Regions from separate parts of the Homo sapiens genome. Here region 1 is linked to region 2. The links are chromatin contacts, found by Hi-C or POLR2A ChIA-PET in ENCODE. All regions are on one chromosome and are shown on one strand. The core of a region is the stretch at or near the end of the contact, and the rest is flanking DNA. Distances in the headings are between cores, read along the strand shown.

Evidence for each region. Hi-C counts contacts between places; a loop is a spot of excess contacts on that map. ChIA-PET counts read pairs that join two places held with the same protein, here RNA polymerase II (POLR2A).
Region 1: a map of posterior vena cava shows a loop between it and region 2 (26-fold over the local background). The contact joins two enhancer-like sites. A Hi-C loop is called at or near these places in 1 of 168 maps with a recorded cell type or tissue (posterior vena cava). POLR2A ChIA-PET finds 5 or more read pairs at or near these places in 1 of 52 experiments (OCI-LY7).

What each region holds. Positions count from the first base shown.
Region 1 is chr3:124,056,101-124,058,957 of GRCh38, reverse strand. All of the region lies in intron 1 of KALRN (kalirin RhoGEF kinase), which reads right to left. Among named protein-coding and RNA genes, the nearest start is that of KALRN, 24 kb to the right of the region's middle. Within about 2 kb of position 1,302, at least 5 of the 41 ENCODE cell types and tissues checked have a DNase peak (open chromatin) inside an H3K27ac peak, as active enhancers do.
Region 2 is chr3:122,968,960-122,971,879 of GRCh38, reverse strand. All of the region lies in intron 1 of SEMA5B (semaphorin 5B), which reads left to right. Among named protein-coding and RNA genes, the nearest start is that of SEMA5B, 57 kb to the left of the region's middle. Within about 2 kb of position 1,584, at least 8 of the 41 ENCODE cell types and tissues checked have a DNase peak (open chromatin) inside an H3K27ac peak, as active enhancers do.

The sequences.
Region 1 (2,857 bases), core at 53-2,552, 1.1 Mb before region 2:
ATCAACAGAGTGATATTTGTCACAATTATGTTTAAAGAAGCTACTTTCAAGATTCAAACTTTAACCTGAATGCTTACAGTATAGAAATAATATAGTTTTTTTAAAAATATATACAAATATATAAAATAAATCTAGACTCTTTCATCTTCAGCCTGGAGGATGAATGGTCCAATTTGGAAAAGGTTAAAAGAGATGTTAAATCTATGAGTGAAGGGTGAAAAGACAGATACTACAGGGAAGCTTACTGATTTAATTGGGCTGGATCAATTCTAGTAAGAAATTCCCAGAAAAATCCAATTGCAGGTCAAGGCTGAAGCCTGCCATGCTGAGCCAAGCCACAGATAAGGCTAGTGCTCTCAGGCACCATAGAGAGATATGTAGATTCAAAACTTTCAAGCTTGAGAAAGAAGAAAAAGGTAATTGGAGGAGAGTTGGGTCAAAAAGCAGGAAGGGCCCCTCTTGGTTACTGAATAAAAGCACAAAGATAAATGGGTATCTTTAGTTCACAACCTGTTCTGCTTGCGGCCAGAAAGACCCTTTGGCCCACCCAACAAAATGAGTGAACTCATCCCAAGGACTCAAGAACACAAAGATAGGGCATCAGCTAAAGACACAGAGAAAGATATATAGGCAGCTCTGTTATCATGAACTGAAGTGGGGAAATTACACATCTAAAGACCATCAAGCTAAAGGATAATATTCTATGGGGAATTTGGATGCTGATATGGTTTGTCTGTGTCCCCACCCAAATCTCATCTTGAATTGTAACTCCCACATTTCCCACCTGTCGTGGGAGGAACTCAGTGGGAGGTGACTGAATTATGGGGGCAGGTCTTTCCTGGGCTGTTCTCATAATAGCGAATGAGTCTCACGAGATCTGATTATTTTTAAAATGGGAGTTTTTATGCACAAGCTCTCTATGCCTGTTGCCATCCATGTAAGAGGTGACTTGCTCCTCCTTGCCTTCTGCCATAATTGTGGAACTGTAAATCCATTATAAACCTCTTTTGCAAATTGCCCAGTCTTGGGTATGTCTTTATCAGCAGCATGAAAAGGAACTAATACAGTTGCCCAGTCTCATTTTCTTAATGTATCCAGGTAGTTTGACCCCTCAAGTTGAAACCCCAGGCTTAGGGAATAAACCTGGATACTTGCAGTCTCACCGATGGAAAGGACAGCGGGTCCTTGAGCAGCAGAAATACAGAGCCTCACAGGATGACTTGTTCCAGAGAGAAGTAGGGAGGCAGCAGCTGATGACATCAACAACTGTGCCTCGGCCAGGTCCTCTCACTGGGCTCCACCACCCAGGCCCAGGCTCCTTCTGCTTGGGAGTTTGGCACGCGCACAAGTGCAGGCAGGGCCAAAGCAAAAAGATTCCTCAATCAATAAGGACTGCTGCAGTTAAACTCACATCTGCTTCCCCTCTCTCTTCCTGCTCCTTCTGCTTCTGCAGATGCCCTGGATGCTGAATGCATCGTATACTGCCTTCCATGATTGAGCTTTCACCATTTTATCTTCTTGGCCTTTATCTACTTCCCTGATCCCTGGCCCCTTGCTGACTCTGGCCAGGCTTCCCCCTCTGGTTCTGACTCTTGATCATTCTATAAACTATGAGAATTTCTTGACCTTTAAAACTTGCTTCTGTTCCCTCAATCCCAGTTCCTCACTCTCTGCCCAGCTTCCAGAATAATGTACTCATACCTGAAGACAGAGTGGCAAAAGTGGGGGCGGTATGGTGGGAGGCACTAAGAAAAAGTACAGGATATGGTCCTGAAGGCTTAATCTCCAGAGGAAGAAGCAGTCTGCAGATCGTCCTCCCCACCAGCTCTTCACAAAGCCAAATGTGGTAAGGGATAAATCAATGGCAGTTAAAACTCCCTCTAAGAGAGAGGAAAAAGATCTGGCAGGGCCAGCCAACATGGATAACTCTGGGGAAAAAGATTTGCCAAATATCCAATTTAAAGAACTTGGAGTTTCTGAGAAAATTCAAACAAAACTTTTCTCCTTTCAAAAAATCCTCTTTATAGACTAAGAGAGGAAACAAATCATGTTGAAGAGTAGTTGTTACACATAGATTATAGCTACCCTAAAATTGTTGACTGAACTTTCCTGGGAAGCCCATAAATATTTGGTGGGTCCTACAAAAAATAAACTAAGGATACTGTAATTGGCTCAGAACTTAGCTTGTAAAGCTCATCCAGAGACTGGCAAGGCTGGAGGTTTGTTGCGGCTGGATTTCTAATAGCTAGGGACAGATACCAGCCAGTGGCAGGTTGTTGTACGTTTTGTGTGTCATGTCTGAGAACAGGGACTCCCAGGCATAAGACAACCATTATAACATGCATTTTCCCAGAGTTGAGATAAGCAAAGGAAGACTTTCTCCTAAATTATCAGAGACCCCATAGACTTTCAAGAGATTAAAGGAACCTCAGTGATCATCCATTTCAGCACTTTCACTTTATAGTGAAGAAACTCAGGCCCAGAGAGGTACAGTGGCCTGCCCAGAATCAGAAAGGAAACCAGTGCATAATAGCTGAGAGCAGCATACAGGAATCCCCTCTCCAGGCTGGGGACATACCCCTTTGCACCACGCTACAGACATAGAACTGCACAAGGCAGCCAGACGACTCGAGGTCTCCACTGACATCCAAAGGACAGACTTCCACTGATCAAATTTTGGGAGATTCCTCTCCTCCCTCAAAAAAAAAATAAACACAAACAAATTTCCTTTCAAAAGCTGAGCAATCCTGTAAAATGCCCCCTCAACTACAGCATACACAAGACCTGCAAGGCAAGGGGCTGGCAAAAAGTTAAACAACCCTGAAAGGGAGGTTAAAGAACACAGGGTTAAAAGTCC
Region 2 (2,920 bases), core at 335-2,834:
CCCAAGGATGCAGAACACGGTGCCTGTTGCTCCCACTGGAATCATGTCTATTGACGAGTTCAGGAGTGGCTGACATCAGGGCTTGCACCATGGCTTCCCATTCCAAGTCCATGCTCTTCTCACCGTGCCGCACCTGCCTTCCAGAAAGCCTTGGGGAAGGCTCCTTGGGCAGAGGCCCACCAGCACCCATGCAGCAATAAGTGTGTGAACACCTTCCCCACTGGGCATTCAGGAGGAGAGACTCACTTTCATTCATTCAATAGACACGGGCTGAGGATCCAGAGGTAAATAAGACCTTATTCTTGCTGGCTCTTGGCAGACCTGTTAATATCTTTGCTTCATGCCCCATGATGGATTTGGAAAACATTTCCGATCAATTACCTGAAGCAGAATTATCACCTGCCACATCTCCCTTCTCAAGGCTGGCTGCTTTATGAGTGTCTACACTTTCAACCATGAGTGGGCACATTAGTGCCTTTGGCTAAGAGCAAAGATTCCCATAGTCCCTTTGGTTAAGAGCAAAGATTCCTTGCACTTTGTTCCACCATTCAGTCATTCTCTCATTCAACAAATAATTCAGCGTCTCTTATGTGACTGGTGCTGGGTTAGCAGCTAGGGATATAGCACTGAGCAAAACAGACATGGTTCCTGCCACCAGTTTGCAGACATTAACCAGATAATTCTCCCATCCTGCTCTGATGTATTCCCAAGGACTAAGGTGGTTTGTTCAGGAGTGACTTCCTCAGGCCTGGCACTTCCAGGGCACTATGCTGCCCCAGGGTCAGCCCTCCTGTCTCCTGGGAATTATAGGCCACTGGGTAGTGCTCCAGGACCAGGTCTTTATTGATCATTCCCTTTGGAAGGAGGCAAAAGACTCTCCCCTCTCCAAGCCTTCTGGCTCTTGATCCAGCCCTTCCTGTGAAATGCCCCTGATGGACAAACTTAGAAGGGTCCCTAAAGGGAAGGCTATTCTGCTCAACCCCCAGAAAGAGGGTATATTTTGCAAAGAGGCCCTGTTTCTCTGGGCAGTTTGATGATTTGGGAAAAGCATGGGCACTGGAGTTAGGCTGATGTAGATTTCCGTCCCAGAATTGTCCTTCCTAGCTGTGCGACCTTGGGCAAGTCATGAACATCTCTGTGCCTTAGATCCTCAGCAGTAAAGTAGGGGCAATAATACCTACCTTGCAGGAAGGCTGTGATGATTAAACGAGATGTTCATGAAATATTTGCCATTTAATAGATGTGTCTCACCCTTTCTTCTGACTTTTAACTTCTAAAGGACATGATTACCTCTTGAGCTGACACCAAAAAGAGGCTTGCAAATACTAAAAGGTAAGGAGGTGGGAAGCTCTCTTATTCTCTAGCTGCTGGGCTATAGCAGTGGTTCCCAAAGTGCGGTCCCTAGACCGTAAGCATCACCTGGGAACTTGCTAGAATTGCAAAATCTTGGGCTCCACCCTAGATTGACTGAATGAGAAACTCTGGAGAAGGGGCCCAACAATCGGTTGTAACAAGCCCTCCAGGCAATTCTGATGCACATTAGTGTGAGAACCACGAGGCTGGAGACTGCAATCCAGTTGTCAGAGGGCCAAATTCTTTCATAGATGTGTTTTGTTTGGCCTCTGTCATCAGCTGGAGCTGAGGAGCAGCTGTCCCTGAGAAGTGATGGTGCCCTCCTGAAGGGGTTCACAGTCCTGGCTCTGCCATTCCGTTTTGTGTGACACCAGCTGGCCTCACTTGGCTGCCCACCTGCTGTGGGCACCCATATTTGCAGCCCGGGCTCTAGGTCAGGGGCAAGTGTGGTTTCTGAGCCCTAGAGAAGTAGCAGTTCTGCTTCAGCTGGTCCTGAACATCAGCCGAGACACGGAGCCACCCAACTCTGCAGGAAATAGGAACAGGGTGGACAGCTTTCTAATTCCTGAAACCAGCAGCCAGGTCCTGCTGGTTGAGCTTCAGTATTTGGCTTGAAGTGTTGTGAATTCCCAGCACATAACACACACCCACATTCAACTGTAAGTCCAAAAATACCTTCCACAGCCAAATAGAGATGATTCTTACATTCCCCACTACCTCAGATTATCTGCCTCGCTGCTCTCTGCCACCCCCGCTGTTGGCACAAACTAATAAGCAGTGACTTTCCCTGCGTCAGGGAACTTGGGAAAGCAGAAGGGGCCAGTGACTTCAACACCCGCAGCAGTGAGTGGGACACAGAAATATCAATGCAGGTGGGTGCCAGGAAGGCTGGAGTGACCTAGGGGCTGTGATGTCCATGAGGTGGAGCAGAATGGGAGTGGAGCTGGGAGCTCTCATTGGAGACACTGGAATAGAGAATTACGATCAGAGGCCCTGGCAGTAGCAGGCATACTGACCAGGAGAGAGAAAGAAAATGCATCCAGGACACAGCACGGGATAGGACGCAGGGAGGAAGCTCTGGGCAGTGGGAGAGGAACTGGGCTGGACTCAGCTTTGGATACAGGGAATCAGGAGGAGACCTGGGTGGTATCCCTTCTCTGTGCCCCCACAGCCAGGAGAGAGCACCTTCACCTTCCTTCCTGGTGAATCTGTCTCCAAAGCATCCCTGGAAGGAGGTGGGAAGCAGGCTGACTAAAAGCATGCGCTTTGGCATCAAAGAGATCTGAGAGCAGATCCGGCTCTGCCACTTCTGGTGTGACTTTGGACAGGCCACCCAACCTCTCTGAGCCTCAGTTTCCTCATCTGAAAAGAGGCAGTAAAGCTTATTTTATAGCCATATGGTGAGGATGAAATGAGATCACATTTGAAAAATAATTAGCACACTGTCTGTCATAGAAAAAAGAACAGGAGAAAGCTTAGATATAATTAAAATTATTCGAGCACAGAACCCATGTATTTTCACCAGAAGTCCTGGTATCTGGGATTTCACAAGTTGGGGATCATTGGT